Regions from separate parts of the Homo sapiens genome. Here all the other regions are linked to region 3. Evidence: chromatin loops called from intact Hi-C (ENCODE). Cell type or tissue: CD4-positive, alpha-beta T cell. All regions are shown on one strand. Each heading gives the region's core, and the rest is flanking DNA. Links, peaks and the distances in the headings are about the cores only. Region 1 overlaps PITPNC1 (phosphatidylinositol transfer protein cytoplasmic 1). Region 2 overlaps PITPNC1 (phosphatidylinositol transfer protein cytoplasmic 1). Region 3 overlaps PITPNC1 (phosphatidylinositol transfer protein cytoplasmic 1).

Evidence for each region. Peaks named below come from ENCODE experiments on the same cell type or tissue, not always from the same donor. Only the 100,000 strongest peaks of a DNase experiment are listed, where the experiment ranks them.
Region 1: it touches region 3 in a loop (6-fold over the local background); 31 of 110 quality-filtered maps call a loop at or near these places.
Region 2: a loop joins it to region 3, with 2.7 times the contacts of the local background. A loop is called at or near these places in 27 of 110 quality-filtered maps.

Annotation. Positions count from the first base shown.
Region 1 is chr17:67,686,018-67,692,305 of GRCh38, forward strand. The region is part of intron 8 of PITPNC1 (phosphatidylinositol transfer protein cytoplasmic 1); the gene reads left to right. It overlaps LOC101928045 (a long non-coding RNA gene), which reads right to left. Exons shown (of 4, transcript NR_188294.1): 3 at 3,254-3,356. Among named protein-coding and RNA genes, the nearest start is that of NOL11, 29 kb to the right of the region's middle. In CD4-positive, alpha-beta T cell, for the core only: CTCF peaks have their summits at 3,732 (motif pointing left) and 3,932; a DNase peak (open chromatin) is centred at 3,714.
Region 2 is chr17:67,599,798-67,606,085 of GRCh38, forward strand. All of the region lies in intron 5 of PITPNC1 (phosphatidylinositol transfer protein cytoplasmic 1), which reads left to right. Among named protein-coding and RNA genes, the nearest start is that of NOL11, 110 kb to the right of the region's middle. RefSeq lists an enhancer at 3,084-3,593. In CD4-positive, alpha-beta T cell, for the core only: CTCF peaks have their summits at 3,401 and 3,601; a DNase peak (open chromatin) is centred at 3,384.
Region 3 is chr17:67,472,665-67,478,952 of GRCh38, forward strand. The region is part of intron 1 of PITPNC1 (phosphatidylinositol transfer protein cytoplasmic 1); the gene reads left to right. Among named protein-coding and RNA genes, the nearest start is that of MIR548D2, 4.2 kb to the left of the region's middle. RefSeq lists an enhancer at 5,059-5,248. In CD4-positive, alpha-beta T cell, for the core only: CTCF peaks have their summits at 2,925 (motif pointing left) and 3,124; DNase peaks (open chromatin) are centred at 1,828, 2,897 and 5,267; H3K4me3 peaks cover 1,354 bases; H3K27ac peaks cover 4,248 bases.

The DNA of each region.
Region 1 (6,288 bases), core at 657-5,656, 210 kb after region 3:
ACGGTGTTTCACCATGTTGTCCAGGCTGGTCTTGAACTCCTGACCTCAATTGATCCACCCGCCTTGGCCTCCCAAAGTGCTGGGATTACAGGCATGAGCCACCATGCCTGGCCTGAACATTTTTATCAGTTGGATTAAGACAGGGTTTCTCAACTTTGGTACTATTGACATTTTGGACCAGATAATTTTTTGTTGGGGGCTGGGGGTCCTGTGCATTGTAGGATGCTCCATAGTGTCCCTGGAATCTGCACACTAGATGCCAGTAGCACCCCTTCCCTAGTTCTAACAACCAAAAATGTCACAAAATTGTCCCCCGTTGAGAACCACTAGATTAAGAGATCATTATCCTGAAATACTGAAAAACTGCAGACTTGGGCCAAAAATCATGTCATGTGCCATTTTATTTTTAGATCAGTGTGGGTGGAAGTAGTGCCAGCCATCTTCAAGCTGTTAGCCAAGACTTGAGGTTCAGTATAGACCTGCACTCTCTGACGCCATGCATTCTGTGCAAATTTACATCTGTGTGCAAGTTGCACCAAATCTCAATTGTACCAGTGAATATCATTGCTCTGCCTTCTACATCCTGCCTCCTATAACAGCAATGAAAGTGTCCTTTCTGTTGTTGAATGCATTGATTTAAACAACCTCTAAATCTATTTTGAAAGCTATGTGGAAGGTAAGTATTAAACCAAGCAAAACTGACCCTCTGTCCCCAATGGGATCTTCTAATGATGCTTTAGGAGATCTCAGGCTATGGTACTGCCCACATGCTAATACTTTCTACCCAAACCTAGCTCACTTTACAAGAATCACCCCTAAATAATTTCCACTCTTCTCTGTTCTAAGACTATTTTGACTTAACTTCCTTGCCCTCACTCCCCCTTTGGTTGGTTTAGCTAACTTTATGACTTACTCATCATAAAGTTAGACAAGTCTCTGCTTTTTTAAACCTCCTTGGCTACTGCTCAGCTACCATCTTTCCCTAAAGTGTCCCCATTGAAAGTTTGCATCTAATAACGGAAGTTGCCAACATCTTGACCTCTTTCAGATATGACAATGGATGATGTTCGGGAATACGAGAAAAACATGCATGAACAAACCAACATAAAAGTTTGCAATCAGCATTCCTCCCCTGTGGATGACATAGAGAGTCATGCCCAAACAAGTGTACGTAGAATTTTTAAAACATGTTGCCCACCCTTTCACAAATGCACATGTAAACTGATCTGGGAAATACTGCAGATGCCCGGTTCGCAACCTTCCATAGAAACATGTCGTCACCCAGACCCTGTTGCTGCAGAACCTGAGCTGGATCTAAATTGGGCAGTGTCACCTCTCTCTTCCAGACATTTCGATCCCTTAAAGTTGCTTGACGTGGAGGTTATTTCGGTCATAAAACCAAGAACATGGAGAGTGGAAACACTTTTGTGGGACTAGTAAAACGGCCTGCACCATAAAAGAGCAGAGGAGTGAAAATCGATGTCATATGTAAACTAGAATAACATGTCAGTAACTTTTAAAAACATAGCTAACACTCACTTATTCATTCAAGGGAGGGCTTCTGGCTCATCAGCTATTTTAGGTTTCTTTACATTTGCTTTGAAAAGCTTTCTGTGGCTCTTTATAGCTGTTTTACCCAATCAGTTCCTTTTTACTTAGGATAATCTCAAGATGGGCTGCAGTCTGTGCAGACACACAGGCTGAGCAGTGAAGGGGTGTGAGCTGGGGATGTGCTGAGCTGCCTAGCAGATCCCTGGGACTTAGGGTAAGCCTTAGAGAGCCTCAGTTATTTCGTTGCACACTGGAAATTGAGAGCTGACTGTATATTGTATGCCAGCATTTTAAGTATCGTAATCTCTCAATCATTCATGCTAATGAAGGGTAGCTAGAGATAACAAAGAAAAGTGTAATCACCAAATCATTTCTTTGCATCTTCAGCCAGAGCTGTGATCTCTTTGGGTTCCGCCTTGAGTCCTCATGTCCATTAGCCCAGTCTCCAGAATAATACATAGTAGGTGTTAAAAAAAAAAAAAAAAATCAGCTGGGCGCGGTGGCTCATGCCTGTAAGCCCAGCACTTTGGGAGGCCGAGGCAGGTGGATCACCTGAGGTCGGGGGTTCGAGACAAGCCTGACCAACATGGAGAAACCTCGTCTCTACTTAAAATACAAAATTAGCTGGGTGTGGTGGCGCATGCCTGTAATCCTAGCTACTCAGGAGGCTAAGGCAGGAGAATTGCTTGAACCTGGGAGGCAGAGGTTGCAGTGAGCCAAGATCGCGCCATTGCACTCCAGCCTGGGCAACAAGAGCAAAATTCTGTCTCAAAAAAAAAAAAATCAATGCTGTAGTTCTAGGAAATTTAGATGTGGCTGTTGTCATAAATGGATCCTTTAGAATTGTGAAGACCTTCTGATTGCACTTTGGAAATTTTTAGTTAAATTTTTGGAGCATGTCTTTGGAATGTGCCCTGCAAGTCTCATGTGCTGCAACTGGTTGCATGTGATTGCCCTTGAGGTTGCAAGGGCCCTAACTCTTCTCCCATTTTGCATGCAGTGATCTGATTTGCAGGAAACTGTTGGAGCAAGAGGCGTTTCCTCTCTATGCACAGACCAATTCCAGTAGGACTTCCCCCTAGAAGTGCTCTTTAAGGAAACTCTCCTTGAATTTCTATCACTTTCAATTACCTTTTCTTTTAGAAATGTTGGGCCCCAGTTCCCCCTCAGCCACTCTGAAAGCCATTCACTATAAATATGACCAGGCAAACAAAGGAAGAAGCCACAGGTAAAGAGGAGACACCAGATGGCTAAAAGATGCTAAGCTCAGTGATTTTCTCACAGCTTATAAGCCCCTTGGCTTGGCTTTCTTTCAGTTTTACTGTGATTATTACTTTATAATTAAAGTCCATGGCTGGGTGCGGTGGCTCACGCCTGTAATCCCAGCACTTTGGGATGCCAAGGCGGGCGTATCACCTGAGGTCGGGAGTTCAAGACCAGCCTGACCAACATGAAGAAACCCCGTCTCTACTAAAAATACAAAATTAGCTGGGCGTGGTGGCGCATGCCTGTAATCCCAGCTACTCGGGAGGCTGAGGCAGGAGAATCGTTTGAACCCAGGAGATGGAGGTTGCAGTGAGCAGAGATTGTGCCACTGCACTCCAGCCTGGGCAACAAGAGTGCAACTCCATCTCAAATAAATAAATAAATAAATAAAGTAAAATAAATAAATAAAGTAAAATAAAAAATAAAGTCCACTTACTATGTAGAAGGTGATAACGTAGAGTGGTTCTTCCCATGGAAAAGCCCACATAATCTCTGGCTGCCCCTCAGCGTTGTTCCCGTGACTTCAGGGTGAAAGATGCCTGCCACCGGAGAAGTTACACAAAGTGGTTATTTTGAATGCTTATGACATTTCCATTATCCTTTGGAATTCCGTGAAATTGGAGCACATTTATTTTTCCTTAGTCTTTCTCCTGTATCATAATGAAAAGCAGTGAAAATCAGGAGGTGGCTCTTTGTCACAAATAAAAACTGCATGGGTGCTAAATGAATTTTAGATCATCAACCCAAGCAGGGACAAATTAGATTGAAATTAGGCAAAATTAACATCCATGAACACAGCAGTGAGGAAATAAGTCTTTTCAATTGAGCAGGTTCAAAGCCTTCAAGGACGGGAACTTCTAAGAGCCTCTGGGAGTGGAAAATCAAAATTCTGTGCTTTAGATTATTTCTGCCCCCTGCTGGCTATGTGGAGTAGAACAATGTATTCAGCCACTTGATTAAGAAAGTCTGCTTTTTCAAAGATAATATCCATTTATCATAGCAAAAACATAACATACCCTGATACACTAAAATTTTTCTCAGTCTCAACTTTATTGTGAAATAAATGCCTCTTTTTATATAACCTTAATCTCACTTCTTAGCTCATTTAATAGTCTTCCATGTTTTTAAAAATTGGTAAGTTTATAGGTACAATTTTTCTTGATATATGCTGAATTTTATATCTTATCCACATAGTCATAATGACTTATATCCTTTGTAAAAACTTTCCCTTTCAGAAAATTTTAATAATTGTTCCCAGGAAATCCTCTTAAGGATTTCATTTTGTGAAAAATACTTCTGGTTTGCTCAGATGTTATAAAACCTAAAGATTAAGCTGGGCACGGTGGCTCATGCCTATAATCCCAGCACTTTGGGAGGCTGAGGTGGACGGATGACCTGAGGTCAGGAGTTCGAGACCAGCCTGGCCAACATGGTGAAACCCCATCTCTACTAATAACACAAAAATTAGCCGGGCGTGGTGGCAGACGCCTGTAATCCCAGCTACTCGGGAGGCTGAGGCAGGAGAATCGCTTGAACCCCGGAGGCGGAAGTTGCAGTGAGCCGAGATCTCGCCGTTGCACTCCAGCCTGGGAGACAAGAGCAAAACTCTGTCTCAAAAAAAAAAAAAAAGAAAAAGAAAAGTCCTAAGGATTAATACTGTGTTATGAATATTCATTACATACTCAGTATTTCCAAAGTGGCTATATTGTTTCCTGCTGGTTATTCCCTCCAATATTATCTAATGAAGTTTCAACTGCTAAGTACATGGCAGTGGACAAGAAACAATGAAAAATGGGTCTCTGGGGGGCCAAAACAGATACAGAAAATCCGCGGGCACTAAATTTTGCATTTTGCTCCAGGATAAGCCTTGGGCCTTGACTCAGTCTTTAATAAGCCCAGGTTCCTCTTTTCCCTGTTCCCAGCAAGTAAAAATGGCAAAGGATACCAGGGATAGCCAGGGTAACAATAATTAATAATAACAGTAATAAGGCTGGGCACGGTGGCTCAGGTCTGTAATCCCAGCACTTTGGGAGTCTGAGGCAGGTGGATCACGAGGTTAGGAGTTCGAGACCAGCCTGGCCAACATGGTGAAACCCTGTCTCTGCTAAAAGTACAAAAATTAGCAGGGCATGGTGGCACGTGCCTGTAGTCCCAGCTATTCAGGAGGCTGAGGCAGGAGAATTACTTGAACCCAGGAGGTGGAGGTTGCAGTGAGCCAAGATCACGCCATTGCACTCCGGCCTGTGCAACAGAGCAAGACTCTATCTCAAATAAATAAATAAATAAATAAATAAATAATAACAGTAATAATAGAGTTTCTGAGCATGAGAGAAGAGATATCAAGCCATAAAGAGCAAATAGACCCTGAGAAGGAACTAAGGAACTGTATTTTTGCACAGTGATATATCTTCAACATATTATGTCTCAAATGTAGGAAGTATGTATAATACATTAAACACATTAGGGAAAGATTTACATTTTTTAAATACTGTTTTTACTTTCTCACTTAAATAAGAACATTTCAGGTATTTGGAAAACCTACATTATCCAACAATGATTATTAACAGTGGTATCACTGTCTTATTTGTTGAATTCCAAGTCATGCTTTTTTTTCTTTTAAATAGAATCCTCACTATTAAATGATCCTCTCCTTTCATTCTCTATTCTTTTTAAGTTTCCTCAAGAAATGGTTTTATTTTCTTGGCTTTGGAATGATTAGCAGGGTGTGGTGAAATTGTTGATTTACGTGTTTTTGAAACTGAATTTATTAAAACACAATCTCTGAACCTTCTTAGGATCGACACACAGTCAGGAAACCAGAAACAACAGCATCTTTGTGGCCCCTCAGAATAAAAAAGTATATGTATTGATTAAGAAGATAGCATGTTGGCCTGAGTACAGTGGCTCACGCCTGTAATCCCAACACTTTGGGAGGCTTAGGCAGGCGGATCACTTGAGGTGAGGAATTCAAGACCAGCCTAGGCAACATAGCGAGACCCTGTCTCTACAGAAAATACAAAAAAATTAAACCAGGCATTATGGCATGCACCTGTGGTTTCAGCCTCACGGGGCCCTAATGCAGGAGGATCACTTGAGCCCAGGAGGTCGAGACTGCCGTGAGTCATGATCGCACCACTGCACTCCAGCCTGGGTGATGCAGTGAGATCCCGTCTCAGAAAGAAAAAAAAAAAAGAAGATAGTATGTTGAAAAATCCTGATGATTTACCTGTTTACCCTATAAAGGTATACTTTCATGATCTAAAGTTGACAATAATGACAATAATATGTGTCATTTCAGGGCCATTGATTGTTTTAATTACCTTCTCTTTATGAAAAATATGACCAGTTAATTATAGCTCCAAATACCCCACACCAGACCCACAACAACACAGATGCACACGGGTGCACACACATACACACACACAGGCACATATTTCCCCCGTCTAGTTCTGTATTCTACTGTTAAGTCCT
Region 2 (6,288 bases), core at 630-5,629, 130 kb after region 3:
GCCTTTGCAAGATTTCCCATCTCTGTGGAAAAGAAGTTCATGTTCGGGTGTATCTCCTCTGTTCCAAACGCATAGCAGTGACAGATAAAATACAAAGAGAGAAAGCCAAAGTGATATTGCTGGACTCGTGGATCAAAAACTCGGAAGGATGAGGGTAGCCTGGATTGACTGGAATCTGGGTCTTGGGGTCAGGCAGGTATTGATGTAGGTCTTTTATGGCAATAGGACTAAAAGTACTCAATGCAAGCTGGGCCACCAGAGCCAGGGTCACTGTTTGAAAAAAGAGGCTGGAGGTAGGCCTCCCCACCCTCTTTTCATTCTTTCAGGTGAAAGGAACCTGAAAAGAATCCCCTGTGTCTGATGCCTGGGCCATGGCTTACAGTAGTAGTTCTGCTCTTAGAAGGCAACTGTAAAACCTAGAGATTGGTGTGAGGAGTCAGGGAGTGGAGGTGGAGAAAAAAAAGCAGCAACAGTGACAATAACAACAAAGCCTCCCACTCAAAAACGACCCCGCAAATCTAACATTAATGAAGACAGCCAAGGTATCAACAGTCAGAATGTAAATCTACTGCCGAAGAAAATAACTTTGTAGACAGACCTGATTAAAATAGTATATTCGGGCTGCTCAGAGGGAAAAGTAAAGGAATAATGTTCATTTTAAAAGAATGAGAAATTAGGAACCAAAAAAGAAACAAGAACAGAGGATTTGAAAAAGAACCAGTTTGAAATTCAGGGACTGAATCATTGAAATGAAATCTAAGTGGATCAGATAAACTAGGCTAGATACAACTGAAGAGATAATTAGTGAATTGGAAGATATTAATAGTATTGAGAAATACAACCCATTTCATAGCACAGAAATACAAAGAATTTTTTAAATACATAGTTAAATTAGGGAGAAAGAATGAGAATTGCCATATAGCTAACTCATAGGAGCAGAAAAATATTAGGTTGGTGCAAAAGTAATTGCGATTTTTGCCATTAGTTTTAATGCAATTACTTTTGCACCAACCATACAATGGAGGAAATAACAGAAAAGCAATATTTGAAACAATAAAGGCTGAGAATTTTCTAGAATTGAAGAGAGACATAAATCCTTACATCAACGTATATTTGAGTAATAACAATAATGGTAAACACTTATTTAGCCCTTATGTTCCAGACCCTCTTCTATATGCTTTCTATGTATTAACTCATTAATCCTCTAATATCCCTTGGATAAGAGTAATTTACATGTGAGTAAACTGGAAAAGAGAGAATGTGTGTAGTTTGCCCAAGGTCACACAACTGGGTGGTGGGATTTCACCCCAAGCAGCCTGGATACCCTCTAATACTTCTCTAAATCCTAAAGGGATTAAAAATAAATCTATACCTGGACACATTGTCATGAAACTGCAGATTATCAAAGATTTTTTTTTAAGAGCTCCTCTAGAGGAAAGACAGATCACGTACAAAGGGACAATCCTCATCCTAATAGTGGACTTCTCATTAGCAACAGCTGGTCAATGAAGACAATGAAAGGAGAGATTCTAAAACCCAGGGCAAGGCATAGAACACAAGAAACAAATGTGGGCCTATCAAATGATACAATGTTATACATTAACTTAACTGTGAAATACTGAGGAAGGAGCTGGTAGGCCAGTGAGTTTGGAGTTACAAGAGGAAGAGCAGCTGGGCACCCCGTGGCTCATCCCTGTAATCTCAGCACTGTGGGAGGCTGGAGAAGGAGGATCACTTTATCCCAGGAACTCAAGACCAGCCTGGACAACATAGTGAGACCCCATCTCTACAAAAAAAAAATTAAAAAATTTGGCAAGCATGGTGGTGCGTGCCTATAGTCCCAGCTACTTGGGAGGCTGAGGTGGGAGGATCACTTGAGCCCAAGAGGTTGAGGCTGCAGTGAGCCATGATTGCGCCACTGCACTCTAGTCTGGGTGACAGAGCAAGACCCTGTCTCAAAAAGAAAAAGGAGGGAAAGAAAATAAGAGGAAGAGCCTGCCCCCGGGAAGCCAGAAAGTGAATGGTCTTCGTGAACCTCTGAAATAGAAGGAAAAGCAGGGCAGGCAAGGAGGGGGAGAAGGGGCAGAGAGTGACGAGCACACGCAGAAGGTCTCTAGTTTCCAGTAATATGGGAAGAAAGGTCATCTCCTGTAAAGGAAGGGGTCAGGAAAGAGGGGGCTGAAGGAGGGTAATAAAGGTCAAAGATAACCTTTATGGGAAATGGATGAGAAGCGTCAAAGGATTGCTTGAAAGTCTTGGCAGTGTGGTGATTTGGGAAATGTTGAATGAGTGGTACCATCAGCCTACATAATTGTGGCGTTTTCCCAGCTGTGCTTTGCAGCCTGCGTGTAGGAGCACAGGAAATGGTTGAATTGATTCAGGATTTGTCTTCAGGGTAGGTTCAGCAAAGTATGGAAAAATTGAGCAAGTGAAGGTCAAAATGAGCTTTGGAGTCCAGTGAAGACTCTTGGGAATTGGAGAGCTTGGTGAGGTCAAGGAGAAAGTGTCCTGGGAGTGAGAGTAAGAGAATACAGGTTGGGGTTGGAGCAAAAGTAACTAGAGCTTTCAGATTTCAGAAGTGGAATAATTCCAGGAGATTCAAGACCCCAGTGGAGCTTGAAGGGAAGTGGTTAGAGGTGGAATGGAGGTGAAGGTCGTTGGAGGAGAAGGAAAGGAAAAGGAATGAGGAGGCTGGGCCTATAGTGTTGATGGGCTGCCCATGTGGACACTGAAATCATAAAGATGTGGATATAAAGTAGGGTAAAGTGGAATCCTGGGCATGGTCCAGAGAGTTCATGAAGCCAGGGGTCAGGTGGTCTGTAAATAACAGCAGTCATCATCAATCACCAATGAGGCGTGTGGCTAGAAAGCAGGGGCCTGGAGGAGGAGGGCCCTGGAAAAGTGCCACTCATTCTACAAGTGACCACTAACCTTGGGAATTTTTTTTTGGTGGTTGGGGGGATGGATCTTGCTCTGTCGCCCAGGTTAGAGTGCAGTGGTACAACCTTGGTTCACTGCAACCTCGACCTCCTGGACTCAGGTGATCCTCCTACCTCAGTCTCCCAAGTAGCTGGAACTACAGGTGCATACCACCATGCCCAGCTAATTTTGATATTTTTTTTTTGTAGAGATGGGGTTTTGCCATGTTTCCCAGGCTGGTCTCCAACTCCTGGGCTCAAGTGATCCTCTTGCCTCACCCTCCCGTAGTGCTGGGATTACAAGCATGAGCTACCACACCAGGCCCCTGGGTCACCTCTTACACCAGAGCCAGTGGGTTCATTTGATCAATCTGAGCAGTACTCACAGGATTCAATTGTCTTCTCACACCTTTTCCCCAGGTTTCAAAGTCAGAGCCACTTGCTGACTTGAGTGATTATGGCAGGGCCCCATCTAATGGCCTTTTTGCAAAGTACAGCTGGAGCAAGCAGGCTCGCCTGTGCCCCTTTTCTCATCAAAAGCAAGGCAAAGAGGGTATAGATTAGACTAGCAGGCCCCGGCTAGGAAGTAACATCTTCAAGAGTAAGAAGTAATCATGATGGCAGCCATGTGGATATTGACTCATAATAATGGTGATGGTCAGACGGATATTGGCAGGAATATTTACATGAGCCCAGCATCTTGCCAACCTGTCTTTAGATAGCCACAGTCTCATGAAATCTTCACAGATATTAATATCCCCATTTTACAACTGACACTGAGGCTTAGTGAGAGCCAGCGGTCTGCACAGCCTCACAGCTAGCAAGTGTCAGATCTAGGACTCAATTCTAGGTTAGTTTAGCCTTGGAGCACGTGCTCTCATGTAACTAATCTGCTGTCTTTGGCTCTAAAAATGAAATAAGACTGTAGGTAGAGCCAGGCGCGGTGGCTCACACCTGTAATCCCAACACTTTGGGAGGCTGAGGCGGACGAATCATTTGAGGTCAGGAGTTTGAGACCAGCCTGGCCAACAAGGTGAAACCCTGTCTCTACTAAAAATACAAAAATTAGCTGGGCTTGGTGGTGCATGCTTGTAATCCCAGCTGCTTGGGAGGCTGAGGCAGGAGAATCACTTGAACCAGGGAGGCAGAGGCTGCAGTAAGCCAAGATCCAAGATGGTGCCACTGCTCCAACCTGGGCAACAGAACGAGACTCTGTCTCATAGATTTAAAAAAAAAAAAAAAACTGTACATGGAGTCAGCTGCTCTAAAGTCTGGTTGAAAGTTTAAATTTTCACAGTGAGGAAAGGGAAATAAGTCACTCCCATCTTAAAGAAGCATTGTCAAAGGAATATTTTTCTCCTTCCAAGTTTTACAGGGAGGCAAATATTCTGAAAGGAATTATCGTGGTAATAACATCCCTTACCTGATTTTTTTCAAAAACTTTTATTACTAGGAATTTTCTCAGATGTAATGCCATATAATGGGTGTTTATCAACTGGAATAGTGAGGGAAAATGGCTTTCCAGCCATGTGTCTAGTTTTTACACATCTTCAGACATGGATGGAAGGCAGAGCTGGGTTGCCTCAATTCTGGGTCAAGTCAGCTTCCCCTGGATTAGAAGGGGAGGCTGGTAGGCTAATAGCAGGATGCTGGTGACATATGAAGGAGGGGTTGTTTCTTATGAAAGCAGATTCTCAGAGAAAGAGGATCTGCGTAGGAACACCAGAGAGATTGGCCTCAAAGACCCAAAAGCAAAAGAAATAAGTTAAAAATAAAACAGTCCTAGGCCAGGCACGGTCACTCACGCCTGTAATCCCAACACTTTGGGAGGCCCAGGCGGGTGGATAGCTTGAGGTCAGGAGTTCGAGACCAGCCTTGCCAACATGGTGAAACCCCATTTTTACTGAAAATACAAAAATTAGCCAGGCGTGAAAGCATGTACCTGTAGTCCCAGCTACTTGGGAAGCTGAGGCACAAGAATCACTTGAACCCAGGAGGCGGAGGTTGCAGTGTGCTGAGAACTTGCCACTGCACTCCAGCCTGGACAACAGAGTGAGACTCCCTCTCCAAAAAAAATTAAAATATGACTGGGCATGGCTCACATCTGTAATCCCAGCACTTTGGGAGGCTGAGGCGGACGGATCACCTGAGGCCAGGAGTTTGAGACCAGCCTGGCCAACATCATGAAGCCCCATCTCTACTAAAAATAAAAAATTAGCTGGGTGCGTTGGGATGCGCCTGTAGTCCCAGTTACTCAGGAGGCTGAGGCAGGAGAATCGTTTGAAACCGGGAAGCAGAGGTTGCAGTGAGCCGAAATCGCGCCATTGCACTCCAGCCAGGGCAACAGGGTGAGATTCTGTCTCAAAATAAAATAAAATAAAACAAAACAATAAAATAAAATAAAACAAGGCTAATGATAAACCCAGGGGCTCCTTGGCAGGAGCAAAGCTGAACCGAGAGCTCTATTCCTAGAGCCCTATGTCTGAATAATTTATTTTTCCTATCTCATAGTCCCTATGTGCCTTCCTCAGCTGAGATCAAGTGCCAAAGGACATCTCAAAATACCCACAGCCAAAACTTCTCAGCATAGCTCCCTGCATGGAGAAGGAGACAGCTCTGCAAGTCTTTGTCCTGAACCGTTTACGGATTTTCCATGGTCTGCAAGACCTTGGACTCACGCCGCCTGCCAGCTGGCAGCCGCTGTCCAGCCTGGGAACAGAGCTTGCTCCGGCCTGTGGCGAGTCCTCCCGGGGCTTATCGTGAATTTCCCCGGTTTTGCATCTTCATCCTGAAAACCTCCCGACCTTTCCTTAATGAAGATTTTAGCTGGGGGAAATTGCATTAGTGGCTCGTGTTTTTCTGTCAACCTTCTAAATTATGTTAGTTGTAAGTAAAAAGAGTACAGTAAGTCCTTTTATCCGTTGTGGGCTGTTCCTGGGAATCATAATGGACAATAAAATAATAAGTAATGGACAGGAAGATGCTCTTAGAACCAGTTCGGAAAACTCTTCCAGTGCCAGACAGAAACCAGCCACCTGCGCCGTTATCAGGACATCAAGTGAAGCCAGTAAACACTTGTGGAGCTCCTTTTAAGTCCCAGCACCAAAGAATAATACCTAACACTTCTAGTTAAGAGAGCATCGTACTGAGTATTATCTCAGTTAATATTCATAACAGCACATAAGTTCAATGCTCAGTTTGCAGATGAGGGAACTGTGGTTGAGAGATGTTTTTAATACACTGCCCAAGGCCACACAATGAATAGCTGACAAAACTGAGATCTGGGGTCTTTTGATTGTGTGTCTTTCTCTCTCCACACTCCACCTCAGCTGCTCAGAAGCAGATCCTGGGGCCAGAATGGACCTCTGTA
Region 3 (6,288 bases), core at 585-5,584:
AAGGTCTGTGCATAAATATCATAATGTTTTAAGAAAGTTTATGAATTTGTGTTGGGCCACATTCAAAGCTGTCCTGGGCCACGGGTTGGACAAGCTTACCGTCTATTCATTAGAAGTGAGTCACTCAGGGGAGGGAGATTAGGCCCTGCCTCCTACAGGGAGGGGTTTCAAAGAATTTGTGGACATATGCTAAAACCAGCACCATAATTAATGTGGTATTTTTTTTTTTTTGACGGAGTCTTGCTCTGTAGCCCAGGCTGGAGTGCAGTGGCCTGATCTCGGCTCACTGCAAGCTCTGCCTCTCAGGTTCATGCCATTCTCCTGCCTCAGCCTCCTGAGTAGCTGGGACTACAGGTGCGCACCACCATGCCCAACTAATTTTTTTGTATTTTTAGTAGAGAAGGGGTTTCACCATGTTAGCCAGGATGGTCGCGATCTCCTGACCTCGTGATCCACCCGCCTTGGCCTCCCAAAATGCTGGGAATACAGGTGTGAGCCACCGTGCCCGGCCAATTAATGTATTTTTATTATTTTAAAAGTTATTCTTATTTTTAGAGATAGAGTCTCACTATGTTGCCCATGCTGGTCTTGAACTCCTGGGCTCAAGCTGTCTACCCACCTCGGCCTCCTAAGTGCTGGGATTATAGGCGTGAGCCACTTTACCTGGCCTGCTTGTTTTTTTGAGACAGAGTCTCGCTCTGTCGCCCAGGCTGGAGTTCAGTGGCACAATCTCGGCTCACTGCAAGCTCCACCTCCTGGGTTCACGCCATTCTCCTGCCTCAGCCTCCCGAGTAGCTGGGACTACAGGCGCCCGCCACTACATCCGGCTAATTTTTTTGTATTTTTTTAGTAGAGACGGGGTTTCACCGACCTCGTGATCTGCACGCCTCAGCCTCCCAAAGTGCTGGGATTACAGGTGTGAGCCACCGCCCCCGGCCCTGGTGTGCTTTTTAATATTTTTTGGAGATGGGGTCTTGTTATGTTTCCCAGGCTGGCCTTGAACTCCTGAGCTCAAGTGATGCTCATGCCTCAGCCTTCAGAGTAGCAGGCATTACAGGTGCATGCCACCTCACCTGGCTAATAAATGTTTTTGGAGGGATGTGTTGAGCCTATGCAGGTATCCTGTTTCCCCTTAAAGTTTGCCCATGAACTTAACATTCCTCAGTGGACCCTGCCTGCAGCTATTATTACTGTAATGTTCTCCTGGTGATTTTCTATTCTCCCATGCCTTCTGCCTTTATTACATGGAATTCTTCTGTAAGGGAAATTTGTTTCTTCTCCAGGTATTTGTTTATCTATCCTCTCATTTATTTATATCAGTGTGGACTCACAAGTACTTATTTTATTCTCTGGGTGAGAGATGTTTTTAAGATGGGAAAATGGACTACTTTAAGTTAACCTAACTGTGAGCCAGGTAGCAGGAGGTGTGGGGAGGAGGAGCATAGATGCTGGGGGAGGAATGGGCGGTGGATGGAGCGAAGTTCCTAGGAAGGTCAGTGAGAAGGAGATCCGGAGGTGGGGGTCTTGGCAAAAACAAGGGACACCCTGTTCCCACAAATGGGTAAGAGGAAAGTTTGGGAGGGTCGATTTCCATGTCAGGAAGGAGAACTTGAAGGAGTTCCAACTAATTAGCTTTTGTCTTCTCCGTCAAGATGTTTTCTGTGACGACAATGGGAAGTTGACTTTTGGAATTTTAATTGTCTTGGCCAAAATTCCTGGCCTCTAGAGTAACGTTTCTCAACCTCAGCCCTGCCGACATTTGGAGCAGATAATTCATTGTTGTGGGAGCCGTCTTGTGCATTGCAGGCTGTGTCGCAGCATCCCTGGCCTCTACCCTCTAGATGCTTTAGTGCCCTCTCCTGTTTCCCCAGCAGTGACCACCAAAATGTCTCCAGGCAGTGTCAAATGTGCCCTGGGGAGCAAAATCGCCCCATGCTGAGAACCACAGATCTAAAATTAACACACACAATTCTGGCAATCCGTAGGATTCTTCTTCTCTTTATTTTTATTTTTTTGTCTCCCTCTGTTGCCAAGGCTGGAGTGCAGTGGCATGATCCATAGCTCATTGCAGCCTTGACCTCCCGGGCTCAAACAATCCTCCCACCTCAGCCTCCTGAGAAGCTAGGACTGCAGGTGCACACCACCATGCCCGGCGGCTTTTTTTTTTTTCTTGAAGAGGGGGACTCACTGTGTTGCTCAGGCTGGTCTCAAACTCTTGGGCTCAAGCAGTCCTCCTACCTCAGCCTCCCAAAGTGTTGGGATTATAGGCATGAGCCACTGCATCCAGCCCACGGGATTCTTGACCATTACTTTGAAAGACTAAGATGATGGCATTCACCTATTAATTTTCTGCAGAAAGAGCTAAGCTGCTCTAGTGTGAACACTCAACGTTGACGCTATGGATGAGGGAGGGCCCTGCTTTCTTGGGAATAGCGGATGGTCCTTTCAGCACACAGCACAGATGAATGAAGAGGAAATGAAGTTCTGGTTCGCAGAGGGTCTTTGGTTCTGAAAAGCGTTGCCGTGGTTCTAGCCTTCCTCGCGGTGGAGGGTGTTTTGCTTTCTGCGCGGTTTCTGTGTGGGCCGTGGGAAGCAACTTGATTGTTATCACAGTTGGGGACACAGCAGCTCTTCTCATAGGTTAATTTCTGAAAGCCCATTTGTTCTAAATCCAACGTGACGCCTACCGAGCTGGGTACAACATTGGTTTGTTTCATAAAACAGCCCGGGGTGTTTGGGACTCTTACTCCTTTACAACTCTCATTTGACTGTCCAAAGATGCTTGCACTGGGGCCTAATTTTCTGTCACCTTCCCTACGTTTTTAACAAGACACTGCCATTTCAAACATAGCGAACACGACAGATTGAGGAACAAGGCCAAGGCAGAGGCTGCGACGACCTCGTACAGCCGCTGATGCCATCTGTTGGTGGCTGGCAGAACTGATGCCCTTTGCTGCGAGGGAGCTTTGTTTATTGCACAGAAAGTTGAAAGTTGGCAGCAGAGAACCTTGTTACCACCTGGGAGGATAGGATTGGCAGGATTAGGGAGGACTGGAAGGGGAGGGAATGCGTGTTTGCTTTGTAGGTTGTGCATCAGTAAGCACAATCAGGATTCAGTGCCAGGAATCCATAGTTGAAACAATTTTAGGAGGATTTTTCAAGGTTCTGGCTGGGATGCCATGGGGACCTCCAATCCATTTCTCAGTCGACTGTCAGTTAAGGCATTGGGCTGTGGGAAGTTAACAGAGCAACAGAGCGGTCTCTAACGTAAAAAAACCCCAGTGTCTCCCATAGAGCTAGCATGCAGTCCTTATTTGTGGAATTTGATATTGAGGGACAGTATTAACTCCTCACTCTAATCAAAGAAGCTATGATAATATGATGCAAAACAACTATTATATTCTATCCCCTTCCAAAGTGCTTTCAAAGACTAAATTTGTCTTGATACCAATCCATTTATACCAACACATCCCCACATTTCTGATGATGAAACAGATTCCTAGAGACTAAATTTCTTTCTTTTCTTTTTTTTTTTTTTTGAGATGGAGTCTCGCTTTGTCACCCAGGCTGGAGTGCAGTGGCACGATCTTGGGTCACTGCAGCCTCTGTCCCCCCAGGTTCAAGTGATTGCCCTGCCTCAGCCTCCTGAGGAGCTGGGATTACAGGCATGCACCACCATGCCCGGCTAATTTTTGTATTTTTAGTGGAGACGGGGTTTCCCCATGTTGGCCAGGCTGGTCTTGAACTCCTGACCTCAGGTAATTCACCCGCCTTGGCCTCCCAAAGTGCTGGGATTAAGGTGTTACCCACCACGCCCGGCCTAGAGACTAAATTTCTTAGGTCCATATGTCTGCTTGATAGCAAGAGCTGGAATTAGTTCAGCCAGTGGGTTCTTAACTCTGGATGCATATAAGAATCACCTGGGAAACAAAAAAAAATCTTAGTGGTTGGCTTCACTCTCAGATATACAGATTTATTTTTTAATTTTTGTTTATTTTTTTGTAGAGATGGGGTCTCACTATGTTGCCCAGGCTGGTCTTGAATTCCTGGGCTCAAGCAATACTCCCACCTCCACCTCCCAAAGTTCTGGCATTACAGGTGTGAGCCACTGTGCCTGGCCAGATATATGGATTAACGGGGCCGGGCCAGGGCTGGGTCCTGGGCTGTGATTCTAACCTGCTGCCTGGGGTTGAAGCGCTTCTCCTCCAGGTGTGGTCCATGAACCAGTCGCATCAGCATCACCTGCGAGCTTGTTAGAAATGCAGAGTCTCAGGCCCCACCCCAGACCCTCTGAATCAGAACCTGCATTGCAACAAGGTTCTCAGATGATTCCTGTGCATGGCGAAGTTTGGAAACTCTGAGTGTTGCTTTTGAGATCAGACATACAGTGCTATCCATTGGTGTCTGTGGAGGATGTCTTATTTGTTTATTTATGAGACAGGTCTCTGTCACCAGGGCTGGAGTGCAATGGCATGATCGCAGCACACTGCAGCCTCTACCTTCTGGGCTCAAGGGACCCTCCTGCCTCAGCCCCCCAAGTACCTGAGACTACAGGTGTGTGCCAACACACCCAGCTCTTTTTTTTTTTTTTTTTTTTTTGAGATGGAGTTTCACTCTTATTGCCCAGGCTGGAGTGCAATGGCACAGTCTTCACTCACTGCAACCTCTGCCTCCCGGGTTCAAGCGATTCTCCTGCCTCAGCCTCCCAAGTAGCTGGGATTACAGGCATATGCCACTACACCAGCTGATTTTGTATTTTTAGTAGAGATGGGGTTTCACTATGTTGGTTAAACTGGTCTCGAACTCCTGACCTCAGCTGATCCACCCATCTTGGCCTCCCAAAATGCTGGGATTACAGACGTGAGCCACCGTGTCCAGCCTGCCCAGCTCATTTTTATTTATTTATTTATTTTTTGGTAGAGACAGGGTCTTGCTATGTTGCCCAGGCTGGTCTTGAACTCCTGGCCTTAAGTGATCCTCCACCTCAGCCCCCCAAAGTACTTGGATTACAGATTACAGGCATAAGCCACCGCATCAGGTCTGTTTAATTTTTACCATTCAGACAGCACTCAAGGCCTAGTGTGAGTGGCCTCCATCGAGGGCCCTGGGCTTCCCTCTACCCTGAGGGTTCCATGTGCCTCCCAGGTTGAAGCCATGAGAGAGTCCAGAACTACCCCCACCCCAAAAAAAGTCTTGCTCATGGCCAGCTGAGTGTTCCACAGCCCTTGATTTCTGGGTGTGTCATAATGTAGTCACCAAGTCAGGCCTGTGGGCTGCCTCTGGGTCCTTCCTGTTGAGAGTGATGGCATGTCACTGCTGGCTTCCCCGAGGATGAGAGGTTCAACTTGTTTGGTTCGGCCCCTAAGATTCTCTTACATTACCTCTAGCTCAGACACTCTGCTTGTATTGGAAAACTGGGAGGCAGTGCCTTTTCCTCTTTCTTCCTTTCTGAAATAGAAGGTACTCAGTAGATGTTGGATTTGGAATATTGGAATGAAATGAAGGCTGTGTGGGCCTCTGGGCAGCCTTTGGTGTTAGAAACAGGCTTCATCCCTGCTGGACTTGAGTTTCAGTTGAGGAGCTCCTATCTGGGCAGCACTCTTCACCAGCAAAGGCTGTCCGTGGTCTTTTGAAAAGAGATCTTTTTTAGTTCATTTCTTAAAATCCAGTGCTATATGAGAGCCAGTCTGATCTTTTCTAAATCTGTACTTTCATTTTGGGTAGCGCCTAAAAGAGACACAGCAGTCCCTGTTCAACCTCTTTTCGGGAAACCAAGAGCCTTGGCTGCTTATTCATCCCTTCTCTGCCGTTTTCAACAACAAACCCCCTTTGATGAAAGACCATTCTGAGACAGGCTAGAGCTGGTTCCCCTTTTATTTCTCCTCTTTTCCAAGCTCCCCTCTGCCACCTCCTGTATCTCTTCCAACCTTCCTCCCCCAAAGAAAAACAACAACAAACCAAACTTTGAAAAAACAAGGGAGGCTTGTCCCCATTGGTGAAATCCCTTGAAAGGATGTCACTGAGAAAGGGTCTCTGTGGCCCTCTTTTTCCGCAAGCGTTGGGAGGTCTCTGAGGATCTGACCTGGGGAGACTGGAGCGCTAATTATACGCACAGAAGCCATTCATTAGTTGCCACTAGCAAGAAGACTTGGCCAATGCTCACTCCTCTGAATTCAGAGGTTTTGAAAGAACCCCAAACTGAGCCTGCGACTTTCTTCAATCTTTTTTTTTTTTTAATATATATATATTTCTTTCTTCTCCAGCCTCTCTGTTCTCCTCTGTTGCCCA